Regions from separate parts of the Mus musculus genome. Here region 2 is linked to region 1. Evidence: chromatin loops called from intact Hi-C (ENCODE). Cell type or tissue: heart. All regions are shown on one strand.

Evidence for each region. A loop is a pair of places that touch in the nucleus more often than their neighbours do. Peaks named below come from ENCODE experiments on the same cell type or tissue, not always from the same donor. Only the 100,000 strongest peaks of a DNase experiment are listed, where the experiment ranks them.
Region 2: it touches region 1 in a loop (2.6-fold over the local background); 4 of 42 quality-filtered maps call a loop at or near these places.

Annotation. Positions count from the first base shown.
Region 1 is chr3:122,291,751-122,299,750 of GRCm38, reverse strand. It overlaps n-TRtct2 (a tRNA gene), which reads left to right and starts at 6,719; the gene lies at 6,719-6,803. Mir760 (microRNA 760) reads left to right here and starts at 6,048; the gene lies at 6,048-6,166. It also overlaps Gm40190. In heart, CTCF peaks have their summits at 4,106 (motif pointing left), 6,446 and 6,714; DNase peaks (open chromatin) are centred at 5,640, 6,460, 6,680, 7,010 and 1 weaker place; H3K4me3 peaks cover 2,724 bases; H3K27ac peaks cover 2,963 bases; H3K27me3 peaks cover 682 bases.
Region 2 is chr3:122,781,091-122,789,090 of GRCm38, reverse strand. Pde5a (phosphodiesterase 5A, cGMP-specific) reads right to left here. Exons shown (of 21, transcript NM_153422.2): 7 at 7,457-7,524. It also overlaps the pseudogene Gm34139. Among named protein-coding and RNA genes, the nearest start is that of 4930447N08Rik, 17 kb to the left of the region's middle. In heart, a CTCF peak has its summit at 4,583 (motif pointing right); no DNase peak of the experiment used is centred here.

The DNA of each region.
Region 1 (8,000 bases):
CAGAAAGATGGGCAACGCTTTATTCTTATACTGAACCCCACAAAATACCCAGCCTAAACAGGCACCTAGGGGTTATTTACTGAACAGGTAAAGAAGTAAAAACAGTTTAATAGAGAAAAATGTAAATAGGGTAAGGGGGTCTGATGAGTGGGATGAAATCACCGCTCCAAGTCACCAAGGTAGTTGTGCCACCCGAGAGCCATGCCACCCTTTACCTGGCAGCCAGGAGGTGCCATGTCTGTCTGCTTATCACAGGGACAGGTGTGCAATGAGGCATGTATGGCATGATTTGACTCGGTCATATTTACTAGGATAATTGTGTCTTTTATCTAAAGCAGGCCTCTCTGGAGGGGCGAGGAACCGATACCTCCTTCCAACCAGGTCCCCAGCCTCAGTGAACCCCAGATAATTACTATCCCGGAAAACCTAGAGAGGTACCCTGAGCCAGAACCCCTCAGCTGAGCAACAGAGATGATAGGATTTTATTGTTTTAAGCTGCCAAAGCCTGGAATAATGTGTGAATCAACAACAAATCACTATTATCAGACCTTGCAGGCATGTGAGTGTCAGCATCCCAGCTCCTCCTGACAACACCGAGAAACAGAAATGATTCTCTGTACCCAAGCAGGGTAACAGACGTCTGTAACCCCAGTATTTGAGAAGCTGAGACAGGAGCATAAAAAGCTCAAACCCAGTTTGGGCTATGTGGGGAAATCCGGGCCAGCCTTTACTACAGAGAAATCCTATCCCAAACAACCAGGGACAGGCAGGACGGCAGTGGACACAGGTGCGTGCTGAGCAAGCCTAATGAACTCAGTTTGATCCCCAGTGGGAGGGAGGGAGAATGAATGGAGTTTCTTCTCTCTCTTAAGTTGTGAAAAGAATTAATTTCTCAGTGTCATACGGCTGCCTCCAAACTCACCCACCCCATCATTCTGCCCCCTGATCCCCGCCCTCAGCCAGGCATGTCTGAGACATTCTCTTCCTCTTTTTTCACTCTTCAGAGACCAGCCAGGCTACCTCAACAGTAGTTGGTCTTAAATTTAATAATAAGGTTATGTGATCACAGGGTGGGGAATGGATGAGGTTTCGAAAACTACCCCTGCCTGCAAAAACCCAGTTCCTACATAACTTGCTAGGGCTTGGCGGAGACAAGGTAAAGCAGATGCCATTTGAAAGCTCTGGCACGTGGGGGCTGAGGGTGTAGCTTAGTTGGTAGAATGCTTGCCTAGCATGCACACAGCAATGGGTTCATCCTCACCACTACGTACCAGTGGGCTTGGTGGTGCAAGTGCAGGCCTGTAATACTAGCACTTGGAAGGTGGAGGCAGGAGGATCAAAAGTTCAAGATCATCGTGGGCTACACAGCCAGGTTAAGCCAGCACAGGGAACTGGTTCAAAAACAGACCAAGAAAAGATTCTTACAACGCAGTAGCAAATGAAGGAATTTTAAAAGTGATGTTATTTCTAGTTAGATTATGAAACCTAGCCAGGTGGTGGTGGGTGTGGTGCGTGCCTTTAATCCCTGCACTTGGGAGGAAGACATAGGTGCATCTCCGGGTTCAAGGTCAGCAAGGTCTACAGAGTGAAGAGGAGAGGGGAGGGGAGGGGAGGGGAGGGGAGGGGAGGGGAGGGGAGGGGAGGGGAGAGGAGAAGAGAAGAGAAGAGAAGAGAAGAGAAGAGAAGAGAAGAGAAGAGAAGAGAAGAGAAGAGAAGAGAAGAAAAAAGGAAAAGAAAGCAATGTGTTGACAAAAATTAAGACAAGGGCTTGCTGGGGTCAACTGTGGGGGTCCGCTGGGGTCATCTGTGGGGCTCTATGATAGAAATGTGGTAGGAAGAAACAGCTGAAGCCCCCAAAGAACAGACACTGTGGCTCTAGGATCTTCTTTAACCATCATCTCCAGGGCTGGGGTATGGTCATAACCTAGCTGAAGCTCCATGCTCAGTCTTGCCTGGATCATCCTGGCGCTGCTCTAAATCCTCTGTATCAGTACACTAACAATGTGCTGATAGGCTGAGATGAACATCATTAGTGATATGACTTCTCCTTCCTCAGCCTACAACCTCCCTCCAGTACAACGCAAAAGGCTACAATTACTCTAAGACATGGAGGGGCAACAAGGAGAATGATCAGATTAATTCTGAGATTTGGGAGTGGAATCTTGATACCTGCTTAATATGGATTTAGAGCTAGGAAGAGAAGCCCTAGTAAAATAATGAGTTTTAACACCTAACCCGGAAGCCATTTGCTGTGCTTCTCTGTGCTCTTTTGTCTGACCTTGCTAGTTTCCAATGCCCCTTCGGGAGAACAAGGAGAGTACTTGTCTCCATCAGTGGTCCAGAGGCAGTATATCATCGCCAATGAACTGTATTCCTGGAACAATTATTACTAATTGAAATCTTTTCCCAGGGACCAGTAAGGCACTCTGGCTTATCTGGGTACGATGCTTGTCTAGTATGAAAGATCTAGGTCAGTCTGGGCCTTTGTCCAACCTCTTGGCAGCAAAAATGGGGTATAACATCTCACTGGCCCTCTGACTACGCTACTCAGCTTCCCACTGCCTATTGCATCAGGCCGACAATCTGAATCAAGCCTGCTCCAGCTCCTCTGCCAAGCCTGGCCTGCACTCCTGTCTGCCCAGATTATCCTCCTAGCCTCCCCTCCCCCACCCCATACCTCCATGAGGATTCGTTCACCTCCATTTTTCTGCTCTGCTCTCTCCTCCCCGCCCCCTCTGATATCTGAATTACTTTAAAAGTGTGTGTGTGTGTGTGTGTGTGTGTGTGTGTGTGTGTGGTGTGGTGTCAGGGACTAGAAGACAACTTTCAGAAGTCAGTTTTCTCCTTCCAGCCTGCGGGTCTTGGGCACTGAACTTGGATCCGCAGGCTTGGCAGCAGGAGCAGGTACAAGCTAAGAGTTCTCGCTGGCTCAATGTCTACATTTCTTCACCTTTGAAATTTTTATTCTCTTTCCTTTAGTCACATCTTGATGCTTAGTATGGTTTAGTTACTTGCCTGGCTGAAACTCAGCACTTAAATATTTTAGGAAAAAAGTTCCAACTCTTAAATGTTGCTCCAGGTTTTCTCTGCCAAGACACTTGTCTTCAAAAGTCCTCTGGGGTGGTCTACACCCTTGTTTATGGCTGTAGTTGAACAACTGAAAACAATTAGCTGTTCAAACTTCGGGAAAACCTTGAATTTGAATTCCAGTGTTTTCAGGCAGAGGAGATAAGTGGTAGCAGGCTTGATACGCGCTGTGTAGGGCAGGGCAGGGAGACTGGGAGTTGCAACAAGCTTAACTGAGGCTGTGTCTGAACCCTGTTTCTCCAGGACCTGAGAGTTCTGGCTTTCTCGATTGACAGATGACTGCTAACAACAATATCAAAAGCCAGCTGTCACATTTACATTGTGCCAGCACTGAGGTAAATTCCTGCAAGCACTAGTCCTCACAGTACTGTGATGGTTTCTCAGACCAGGAAAAGAAGGCTCAGAATCAAGTCTTGAAAACAAGAGGCAGAGCCAAGACTTGAACATCAGTTCATGACCTCAAACTCCTACCACATATTATATAGTAGTCTGTGCTTATTATTTGGGGATTCAGGCTAAAAGATACTTTGCTCTCAGAGATACCCAATTACAATTTTCTACTTTTCATACATTACCTTATATATGAAATCTATATTTACATTATATTTATATTGCTTCATATCCATAGGCTACATACCTCTCAGGGAATGTGCAGTCCTTGATGATAAATTTATACTTTACCTCTCACAGTAGGCCTGTGCCATACCAAATATTCACCAATGGTACCCTCTAGAGTAAAGCAAAGCTAATAAAAGTTGCTAGCAACACAGCTCTTTAGAGATTCAGGAGAATGCAGACATGCATCCAAGGGCACCTAGAACAATGTAGCAACTTGGAGCTAATCCTGCCAGACAAACGCAGCCCCTAACGCTGTGTATTGGGTTTGAACACCCAAACAGGGTATTGTTGCTGAGTCACAGTTGTCTTGGGGGGTGGCAACTCTAGGGAAGAGCAGAGCCCTCTGTAGGAGGCGACTGTAGCCCATGCTCTGGCTCCCTCTGCTGACAGGGAGAGGTTGCTTTTTGTCCTAGCAGGAGTTCTTGGTTCAGATGTATAATTGCTGTCTATTCTATATTCCCAGTCAGCTCTTAGTTTATAACGGAGAGCAAAACCCCATTAAATTATTCTCTTCATATAGCAACCCAGTACACGTCCTCATTCTTTTTCTAGGATAATACACCTGCCCCTGGAAAAGAGACTCTATAAACCGCTTGTTGGCTGAGAAGCACCACGTTATCTGCCGTACATCCAGCCGTAGGACCTTGTCTTAAATGCTTCACACAAGCATGGTTCCCCCATAATCTCTGCTAATGCTGTCTCAGTCTTGCTGCTCATAGATGAGAATGTTTAGGTCTCAACCAGCGGAAGGCATGAACTATCTCCAACTCTTTAGTTCATTATGATTACCTGCACATCTCTCCTTAGCATATGCTTTATTGTTCCTTCCTTAGAACTTGGAGTATGAGTCACAATCGCTAAGCACGTCCACGACGCCGCAGAATTGGAGATTTTGCACCAACGCTTCCAGGTAAAATTTCTTTGTATTGTTTTCACAGCGAGCATTGAGTGTCTCTTTCCCTACGCGAGCCGTAAACAAGTATTAAGAACCACTGGAGCCCTTGAGATGTCACCAGCGAGTAACATATTGCAGCCTTCAGTAAAGATACTGTTTATAAAGAGCTGGTTTTAATGTATTGTTCTATTTCAAGGGGTATTGGCCATTTTAAGAGGCATAACAATGTTTAAGACCCTTGTTGTTAAGGAAAGTGCTCTTATGGAATGAAATAGGCCTGGCATCAGACAGAACTCTGTCACTGTAGAGGCAAGTCACCAGCAGTGTCATTTCATGCTCTTGGTGGGTATGCCAAGAACGCCAGGCCAATCACTTTCTTTGGGCCCTATTTCAGAGTTGTGTTTGCAAGGAGCAATTCTGAGATGAGGTAATGTCTCCCGACAGAACAAAGAACAGGCTTGCTTGCCGCTCACCATAAAACATAGTAGTTTCTGAGCTCAGCAATCCTCGCCTGTAATGAAAACCATTTTGTGTGCAAGCATGCATCTGGGGCCCATATGCCTTGTTCCTCAGAGAATCCGAGTTCAGGGAACTCATAAACATGCTGCCCCTCTGGCTACTGCTTTTGTCGTCAATAGTCCACACGTGTTCTGTCAATATCGATAAAGCCGTGAAAGATAATGTAATCAGCCTGCAAGGTAGAATAAAGTCTGACTCTTTATAGTTTGCCTCACTAGCTGGGGTACTCCTATGTGTGTGATTTAACTTACTGTAGCTGCGGTTTTCCCTTCGATAATGGGGACGCTGATACTTACCCCTTAATATAAAAATGCCCTTCCCCACTGAGAATTTCCTCTCCCCCTTTAGCGAACCGTGCGAGGCAAAGACCCTATCCTTTGATGGCCAATTCTGCCTGGCAGAGACCACCCGGTGGGCACAGACGGAAGCTGGTTTGGTGCAGAGGTGTCAGCGTCAGGTCGCACCACGCGAGTCCTAAGAAGGCGGGGTCGAGAGAGCCGCACGCTGATTGGAGCCGGAGCCTGGGCTTTTGTCTGGCAGCGGCCGTTGCCTAGCAACTGGGCTTTTATTATTTAGCTAGTTCTCTTCCCTCGGGCTTCGGGGTCGCCCTGATGGAGATGGGGAGGGGATTAGGGAACCGAAGACCCACTCCCTCCCACGCCGCCGCTCAGATTCGCGGCGACCCCGCCCTTCTGAGCAAAGAAATGCGGGGTCCAGCGCTGGCACCGGGCGGGTGGGGGATGTGGGGACCCCGCCATCACGCTCGGCCGCGCGCCCTGCAGCCGAGGCGCTCGCACCCGCGCGATCCCCACCCGCGCCGTCCGCCTCCAGAGGCCGCCCACTCGGACGCGCGTGGGGCGCGCGCGGGCATCGGCGGCTGCGCGGCTCGGCCGCTCCTCGGCGGCGGCGGCATAGTGGATAAAGCTCCCGGGAGGATGCCTCGGTGCGGGGCGCGTCGCCCCCCTCAGGCCACCAGAGCCCGGATACCTCAGAAATTCGGCTCTGGGTCTGTGGGGAGCGAAATGCAACCCAAACCCCGTTTCCCCGAAGCCCCGCGCAGATAAACACGCACAAGCACGCACACAGACGTCGCCTCGGCCCGCACTCGCAGCCGCAGGTCCAGGCGTCAGGGAAGAGCCCGGGGGCCCCGCGATGGGTCGCCGCCTTCGCCTCGTAGCCCCGGGCGCGGCCGCTCGCCCTCGCCTCTCGCAGGTGGCGACAGAAGTGCCCGGCGCGACGGCGCAACGGCCGGTCTGGGCCTGCAGCCTCGGCGGCCCGGGCCGGAGGGGAGCGGCCTCCGGACACCGGTAGGCGGGGTTGCGGGGCAGGCGGGGAGCCGGGGAGGGACAGGCGGAGTCGGCCACGGACGACTGGCTCCCGCTGCGCTTTCCCGACCCACGGCCCGCAGCCGCGGCCCTTGAGCTGAGCAGCGGCGGTTCCCGGGCGGCTGGGCGCTCGCCGGCCTCGCCGTTACCGTTGGAGGTGACCTAGGCGCGGCGGGTGGGCTCCGGCGACGGAGGCGGCCGCGATGGTGTCGGCCCGGGAGCAGGGCCGTTGCCTCTAGCTTAATACGGCAGATGCGCGGAACCTCCAACAGGTGGCTCCGTGGCGCAATGGATAGCGCATTGGACTTCTAGAGGCTGAAGGCATTCAAAGGTTCCGGGTTCGAGTCCCGGCGGAGTCGGAACATTTTTCTTTTGTCACCGAGGAAATTATCTTTGATTTCTGTCTTTTACTCCTTTTCTTTGTATTCTAAACGGCTTAATTCCCAGCACAGCCACACACCATTCCCGCTGCTCTCCGCAACCCTTACCTGGAGTTCCGGGAGCTTTCAGACCCCTTTAGCAGACCCGGACCGATCCCAGTCGAGAGAACAGGGAGGCAGTAGAGAATCCAGGTGCTCGACCTTGGCCTAAATGAGAGCTTGAGATAGGCCTGGGTCTCGAGTGACATTCCACGTCTGGAGCTTGACAGTGACTGCCAGCAGGGTCAAGAAAACAGGATGCGCAAGCTAGTCCGAAGGCATTAGAAGTACACCACCTCACCTCACCCCACCCCGCCTCCGGAATCTCGAGTGGATCTTGTTTTGTTTTTTTGTTTGTTTGTTTGTTTTGTTTTTTAAAAAAGGCAGATCTCTGTGGTCATTTCATGATTCCATTTCGGTGGATCTGGAATGGGGCCCAGAAATCTGCATTTCTGGGGTTGTCTGCTTTCTTCACGAAAGGAGACAGGTTGGAGTTGACAGGCTTTGCCTGCCAGCTAGAGGCAAGAGTTACTGTCTTGTCCCCTTCTGACAAGTGACAAAACTAGCTTTGCACAGAGTGAGCGTTTCACTTCACCAAGTGCCAGTATGCATAGTTTTTAAAAATTCACTGTACCGACAAAACCCCTAATTTATGCAAACCGTTAAAAAAATCAAAATTGTCGGTAAAAACACACTTTCACAGTATATTTCACCTCTTTCGGTTAATACAGGTGGAGCTGCACTGCTCGGTTGTGTCCCGCTGATGGAATAGCTAATACTTAGACCTTTAGACAGGCATTGTTCGCCCATTGCAGTCCTTGAGTGGACATCCTGTTCTTTGTGCACAAGTGTATCTTTACAATAGATTCCTAGGAAGTTGGACCGCCGGCTCCAGCCGGTTCCAGCGCTCCCAATCTCTGCCTGCTTTGATAAGGTTTGGCAGCTTCCCCTCATACACTCTGCTCACTTTATTCACCCCAGCAGTGTGGGAGAATGCCTGTTTCCCACAACCCCCATCCCCCGAAACATAAACACTTAATCGTAGTTTTCAACCCACTTCTTCATGCTCAGGGTAACTTGTACTTTGTTTTCTGTGATTTATCTGTCCTAGGATTGAGCTCATTTTCATATTGCGTT
Region 2 (8,000 bases), 490 kb before region 1:
TTAATTGCCTATGGTTTTTCAGCTGGGAGTGGGACCTTGTGAGATTTCCCCTCTCCATGCTGGCCTGTCAACGAGTGTTATTATTGTGCAGGTCTTATTTAGGTAACTGTATTGTTATGATCATAGATGCAGCTTCCCTGTCCTATACAGAGAACACTATCTTGCATTCCTATCTAAGCGGTTTTTATTTAATGTATACATGATTCACAACAAAAACTAACCTTCCAAAATACTACTGGTAACAACACAAACATCATATGTGGAGAAGAAGAATAGAGAACATTCAAGTGGGTCCCATTAGGAAAAAAAGGACATTGCAGAGATGTTTATAAAGCTAGCTGCACCTTAGGAATGGGTAAAGAGATCGGAAAAGAAAAGTGCGGTAAAAAAGAATAAGAATTAAAAAAAAGAGAGAGAACAACGGTGTAAAACAAATTTCTGACATGAGTCAGTTCTACATACATTAGAGAAATGTTAAATAGCTGTAGCATATCAAAAATAAAGCGGGCGGCTGGGCACTTGGGCGGAGGCAGCAGTGTTGGCAGCAGGTTGCAGCAAAGCACGTGGTTTGACGGCCATTTTGCTGGCTTTGCCTGCCAAGAGTCCAGAAGGCAGGATTTACGCTGACAACAAGTCTGTGAATGAGTGCATGGAGAGCAATTGTAAAATGTGTAAAGGAGAGAATGGAACCCAGCGTCTCCCATCACATAGGATACTGGTCAGATACTTGATTTTATCACTGATCTGGCAGATCTCTGCTGCCTTCTTCACAGAGCTGATGCACAGACAGACGTATGAGCCTTAGGACAAAGACTGGGTCAGAGAGACGACCTACCTGTTCCTTCATCAATGCCCAACAGGCTGGGAAGTAATTAAGTTGGAAGCATTGGGGGTTAAGGGCGGACTTGGAGCAGTTGTGCACAGCAAGTTGTAGTGAACACTTTCTATGACAGTCATCCTGTTTCCATTTTGTTACACTTTAGCCAGACTGGATGTCTGGCAACAGAACATGAATGAAAATTTCATTATGAAATATCCATTGCCCTTTTTCTGCTTTGTTTGTTTGTTTGTTTTACTTAAACATTATTATTTTTTTTTAATTGGGTATTTATTTCATTTACATTTCCAATGCTATCCCAAAAGTTCCCCACACGCTCCCCCCCCCCCATTCCCCCACCCTCCCACTCCTACTTCTTGGCCCTGGTGTTCCCCTGTACTGGGGCATATAAAGTTTGCATGACCAATGGGCCTCTCTTTCCACTGATGGCCGACTAGGCCATCTTCTGATTCATATGCAGCTAGAGACACAAGCTCGGGGGAGGGGGGTATTGGTTAGTTCATATTGTTGTTCCACCTATAGGATTGCAGATCCCTTCAGCTCCTTGGGTACTTTCTCTAGTTACTCCATTGGGGTCCCTGTGTTCCATCCAATAGCTGACTGTGAGCATCCACTTCTGTGTTTGCCAGGCCCCGGCATAGTCTCACAAGAGACAGCCATATCTGGGTCCTTTCAGCAAAATCTTGCTAGTGTATGCAATGGTGTCAGCGTTTGGAAGTTATTTTAATTCAGAAATACCTAATTAAAAATAAATAAATAATGACTTTGATTACCACAAAAAAAAAAGAAGAAAGAAAGTGTTCTTTGCCAGTTAAGGTTGTTACCAGTCCTCGAAAAGGTCTGGAACTTCTTTATAGCAGTGAGTGAGCTAACCTTTCATGAGGGACTGGGGCTGGTGACAAGGTTACTTATGTCCTCTGGGAAAGTCTTAGTGAAAAATAAATGTTCTGGGGAGAAAAAAGAATAAAATGAGTGTTTCTAGCCAAAAAATGTTTGGCTAGATAGAATAGATAGTGAAGGCTTTCAAAGTGTAATACAATGAACGCGGATGGGATGTCATCCTTTAAATAACAGCGATACCACGGTGGCCTTATAAAGTGTCTTAGAGATTAAGCAGCAGGAAGTGCATGTGGCTTGATTGGCTTGATGTCTCAGCTGCTGATCTCTAGAGGCCACTTTCAAGGCCATGCCTCCCAGGGATGTCCCAAGACAAAGCCCACCAGGACACTAAATCAAGACTGTTCTTCTGAGACCCAGGATTCTACAGCCAAGAAAACTTCAGGTAGAAGGCTCACCAGCAACCCTGCTAGGCTTTCCTTAGCCTTTGCAGCTGTCTAAGACAGGAGCACACAACCTCCCCCACCCCTCGTTCATTCCCCGCATACCCCACAGACAACAGACCAGATAGGACAGTCAAGTTGACTCCACTAGCCTCTCCCACATCATTCTCCCTTTTAGTTTTCCAGAGCACACTGTGCACATTTAAACAGGTCTCAGCATCTCCTTCTGGAAGCGCTGGGCTAAGTCATACATTTCAGTATTTGTAGAGTAGATATCAACAGAGCTGCATAAGAGAAAATTTCTGAGAAAGCAAGGGCAGGGAATTTGGGGGGAAGGTAAGGCTTTCTGAGTTGCAGAAGTTCACAGGAACCTTTGTAGGCTGATGTGAACCCAAGACACGCCTGGGACAGCAGCTACAAGCTACAGGGAAGGGTTTTGAAAATGTACAGGTATTAGGTCCTTTTGAGCCTTAATGAAATTCTATCATTACAGAAGAAGAAATTGAAGCTTCAGAGATCAAAGAAATCACACACTAGCTAGTATACAGCATTACCTGTAGTTAAATACAGTCTGAGTTCTACATTCCTCTGCTTGGTGCCTGTTATCTTTGCAATGGAATTTTTCTCACTTTAAATGTAGTAGGGAATAGGAACTCCACAGGAAGACCAACAGAGTCAACTAATCTGGACCCTTGGGGCTCTCAGAGTCTGAACCACCGACCAAAGAACATCCACAGGCTAGACCTAGGCCTCCCTGCACATGCAGCAGATGTGCAGGTTGGCCTTCATATGGGTCCTGAACAACTGGAGCAAGGGCTGTCCAAAAAGCTGTTGCCTGAATGTGGGATATGTTCTCCTAGTTGGGCTGCCTTGTCTGGCCTCAGTAGGAGAGGAAGCACCTAGCCTCACAGAGACTTGAAGTGCCAGGGTGGGGTGGGGTATCCCCAGGGGTCCCCACCTGCTCAGAGGAGAAGGGGAGAAGGGAATGGGGGAAGGATTGTGGGAGGGGTGACCAGGAGGGGAGCAGAGAAGTGAGCAAGATATAAAGTGAATAAGTAAAAAAATAAAATTTAAAAAAAAAAGAGAGCATAGGAAGTAGTTTTTCTTAAGTTGAACTACATTTGTATTTTTTAATTTAATAATCAATAACAAGTTCTAGCTAGTATATATAGTCCAAGACTAATATGAAGGAGAAAATCTATGTGTTTATCATTTCATAATTAAAAGGCACACTTATTTAAGAAAAATAAATATCACAAGGATGGAATAGCAGGACTAAAATGTCTCCTGAAAATAAAGGGTTAACACAATTCCAACATGAGCTCTGTATCACAGCACAGAAAAAAAAACCTCCCATCACCTGGAAGTGTACCCCACTTCTGGAATCTGGGGTGACAAGCCAACTCTAAAGTCACTACTAACTTCATCTTGCTTACATAACAATTCTAATAAAGATATACAAGGTTCACAGGAATAGTTGTTCACATTTTGATATCTAACATGTGAAAACTGTACTCAATGTTATTTAAGCATATAAAAGAAAATAATCTGAAAACAGCCCTGAATTTTTATCCTTTAATATTGTAGACAGGGTCTCTAGTCCATGTTGCCTTTGCACGTACTGTGGAGCTACACATGACCATGTGACCCTACCTCCTCACCATCTCCATCTCTGCAGTGCCAGGATTACATGTGTGTGCAAGCATACCTGGCTTATGCAGTGTTATCGATCAAACCCAGGGCTATGTGCATGCGTGGCAAGTAGTTTATCAAGCAGGTTGAATCCCTAGGCTCAGAACCCATGACTTTCAATCAATAGAGAAGAGCTTAAAAATAGAAATGATTTATTTAATTGTTAACATAAATTGTACAGCACTTCATCTCATAGATGAGTTCTGAACTCGCAAAATGTTTAGTACTGAGAAATAGAGAGTACTAAATCATTGTACCATTTGTAATCAATTAGAGAAGTATAAGATATAGATGTAATATGTATTATACTTTATACTATATAACAATACAATAAACATTAAGTGTCAATATCAACAACACTTTCTCAAAATGTTAAAGCTGTTAAACACCTTTGATCATTCAGTTGTCATAAAGTTAAGCCAGATAGCTAATATTATTAATAAACCATTTTCAATAATTTTATCTCATGAATAAATGGTCTTTTACTGCATTATTAGAGTAAAGGCTAACTTTGAAATGGTAGGGTAAGAAAAGCCATTGACAATGCATAGTTTCTATTGCCATAATATTAGTTTAAAAATCAGTTAGAATTTGTCTCTTTTAAAATAACCACACTAGCATATTTGTCCCTTATAAAAATATTTTATAAGTTACTTGGAATGGTAGACAATTATAAATGGTAAAGTATCTTTCATTTGGCCTACAGACAGAATTTATCAAAAAGAAACCAAACATTTATAAATCTTTGCTTTTGCTGTTTTAAAATGTATATTTACCAGCAGAGGTCACTATTTCACTAGGTTTGTCCAGCTGTCACTAAATATTAGAAGATATTGGTTGAATTTGTAGTGCAAATCAAAATGTCAATATGAAAATAATTAAACAGATACACGCTGCAGCATGAGTACAAAAGGTTTGCCTACATAACTTGTTTCATACTTTTGACAAGCATCATACCAACTCACTTTGTCCTGTGGAGTAAAGGCAATTATACATAATAGTGGATGCATAGTTACTCATATTTATATAGTAACAAAAGCAACAAAGTTGTTACAGCATCATAGAATCATCATATATATATATATAGCTTTTAAGAGCTGAAAAGTATGATAAATGCTTAACAACTTCTGGTACCTCATCTTGGTGGATTTCTGTTCTTTAGAATGGCAGGTAGGTCAATGGAATAGAATTGAGGACCCAGAAATGAACCCATACACATATTGTCACTTGATCTTTGACAAAGGAGCTAAAACCACCCATTGGGGAAAAAAAGACAGCATTTTTAACAAATGGTGATGGTTCAACTGGCAGTCAGCATATAGAAGAATGCAAATTGACCCATTCTGATCTCCTTGTACCAAGCTCAAGTCCAAGTGGATCAAGGACCTCCACATAAAACCAGAGACACTGAAACTTAAAGAGGAGAAAGTGGGGAAAAGCCTCAAACATATGGGCACAGGGGAAAAATTCCCAAACAGAACAGCAATGGCTTGTGCTGTAAGATCAAGGATCAACAAATGGTACCTCATAAAATTGCAAAGGCAAAGGACACTGTCAATAAGACAAAAAGGCAACCAAGAGATTGGGAAAAGATCTTTACCAGTCTTACATCCGATAGAGGGCTAATATCCAATGTATACAAAGAACTCAAGAAGTTAAACTCCAGAGAACCAAATAACCCTATTAAAAACAGGGCTACAGAGCTAAACAAAGAATTTTCAACTGAGGAATACTAAATGGCTGAAAAGCACCTAAATAAATGTTCAGCATCTTTAGTCGTCAGGGAAATGCAAATCAAAACAACCTGAGATTCTACCTCACACCAGTCAGAATGGCTAAAATCAAAAACTCAGGTGACAGCAGATGCTGGCAAGAATGTGGAGAAAGAGGAACACTCCTCCATTGCTGGTGGAAATGCAAGCTGGTACAATCCCTCTGGAAATCAGTTTGGCGGTTCCTCAGAAAATTGGACATAGTATTACCTGAGGACCCAGCTATATCACTCCTAGGCATATACCCAGAAGATGCTCCAACATGTAATAAGGACACATGCCCCACTATGCTCATAGCAGCCTTATTTATAGTAGTCAGGAGCTGGAAAGAACCCAGATATTCTTCAACAGAGGAATGGATACTGAAAATGTGGTACATTTACACAATGGAGTACTACTCAGCTATTAAAAACGATGAATTCATGAAATTCTTAGGCAAACAGAAAATCTCATCCTGAGTGAGGTAACCCAATCACAAAAGAAAACACATGGTATGTACTCACTGATAAGTGGATACTAGCCCAAAAGCTCCAAATAACCAGGATATAATTCACAGACTACATGAAGCTCAATAAGAAGGAAGACCAAAGTGTGGGTGTTTCGGTCCTTCTTAGGAGAACAAAATACTCAAAGGAGAAAATATGGAGATAAAGTGTAGAGCAGAGACTAAAGGAAAGGCCACCCAGAGACTGTCCCACGTGGGAATTCATACCATATACAGTTACCAAACCCAGACACTATTGTGGATGCCAAAAAGAGCATGCTGAAAGGAGCCTGAAATGGCCCTGCCAGAGCCTTACAAATACAGAGGTGATGTTAGCAGCCAATCATTGGACTGAGCTCGGGGTCCCTAAATAGAGGACTTAGAGAAGGGACTGAAGGAGTTGAAGGGGTTTGCAACACCATGGGAAGAACAACAATATCAACCAACCAGACCTCCTTAAAGATCCCAGGGACTGAGTCATCAACAAAGGAGTACACATGGCTCCAGCTACATATGTAGCAGAGGATGGCCTTGTCAGGCATCAATGGGAGGAAAGGTCCTTGGTCCTATGAAGGCTCAATAGTGCCCCAGTGTAGGGGAATCAAGGGAGGGGAGGTGGGAGTGGGTGGGTTGGTGGATGAACACCCTCATAGAAGCAGGAGGAAGGAGGATGTGATAGGGGGTTTCTGGGAGAAAGGGAAACTAGGAAAGGGGATAACATTTGAAATGTAAATAAAGAAACTATCTAATTTTTTAAAAAGGAAAAAAGAATATCCTAGCATTTGAGAGAACAATAATGTTTTTTGGTATGGTTAAAAAAAAAAATATTAGTAAGAACATTTAGTAGTGTGCCCTAAATCCACTTCACAATCTCCAGAAAGCACTTGCCAGACTGGGATAACTGCGTCTTATCCTCCATCTACAAACACAGCACATACTTTTCAAAATAAATACTATTAATAGAAAAATGAGTACATATTTAAAAACGGTGGAAAAGAGCGGGTACATAGATGTCTAAGATTAGGATGGTAGACCTCCTCCTGTTCCTAGGTAAATTCTCATGGCCGATTCCAACTTGGAATAGTCTTACAGAAAGCTTGCCAGGAAATCTACGATATTTCCAGATATGTAAACAGAAAAAAATGTAACAGAAGAGCAGTATTTGTGGTTCTTAGCTGAACGAGTTCATAAGAACAGAACAAGCCTGTGCTAACCAGAGTTCTGCTATAAGAAATAATTCTCTGTCGATTAACACCAGGGAAGGTATCCTAGGAAATACAATGGCCTTTGCAGGGCAAACAGCCTGTCACCTATACAGCTTACCCCAGACTAACAAAGCACTTCTTAGCAGCGTGCTCTCCTTGTGAGCGAGTCAGGGAGTGTACTTTACCTCGTTAAAGGATCAGAGGGTTTTCCTACTTCCTCACACTCCATGTGAAACACACGAGAGAAAGAGTCCTGCAAACAGAGTGACAACGTCATTGAGACATGTACAAAGCCATGGAAAATACACACAGGCTCTCTCTCTCTCTCTCTCTCTCTCTCTCTCTCTCTCTCTCTCTCTCACACACACACACACACACACACACACACACACACACACACATTGTGCAACACTAGGGTGCCAGTGCTCAAACATATTTCCCTTATTCTTCAACCAAATGGATCCAAGCACTAAATTCACAACATCCTCAAAGATTCTTTCTATTATTAAAGGCTCACATTATTTCTGAATTTATCTGAAGAAAGCTTTCAAGTATACACTTCTGCTGCTAGTACAACTCAGGCTTTTTAAATGCATATTTCCATGAGTGTGTGTGTGCATGCATGTGTGTGTGTATTATTGTTCATGAGTATGTATGTGTGCACGCGCATGTCTTCATGAGTGTGTGTGAGAGGGTATGTTCATGTGTGTGTGAGAGAGAGAGTGTGTG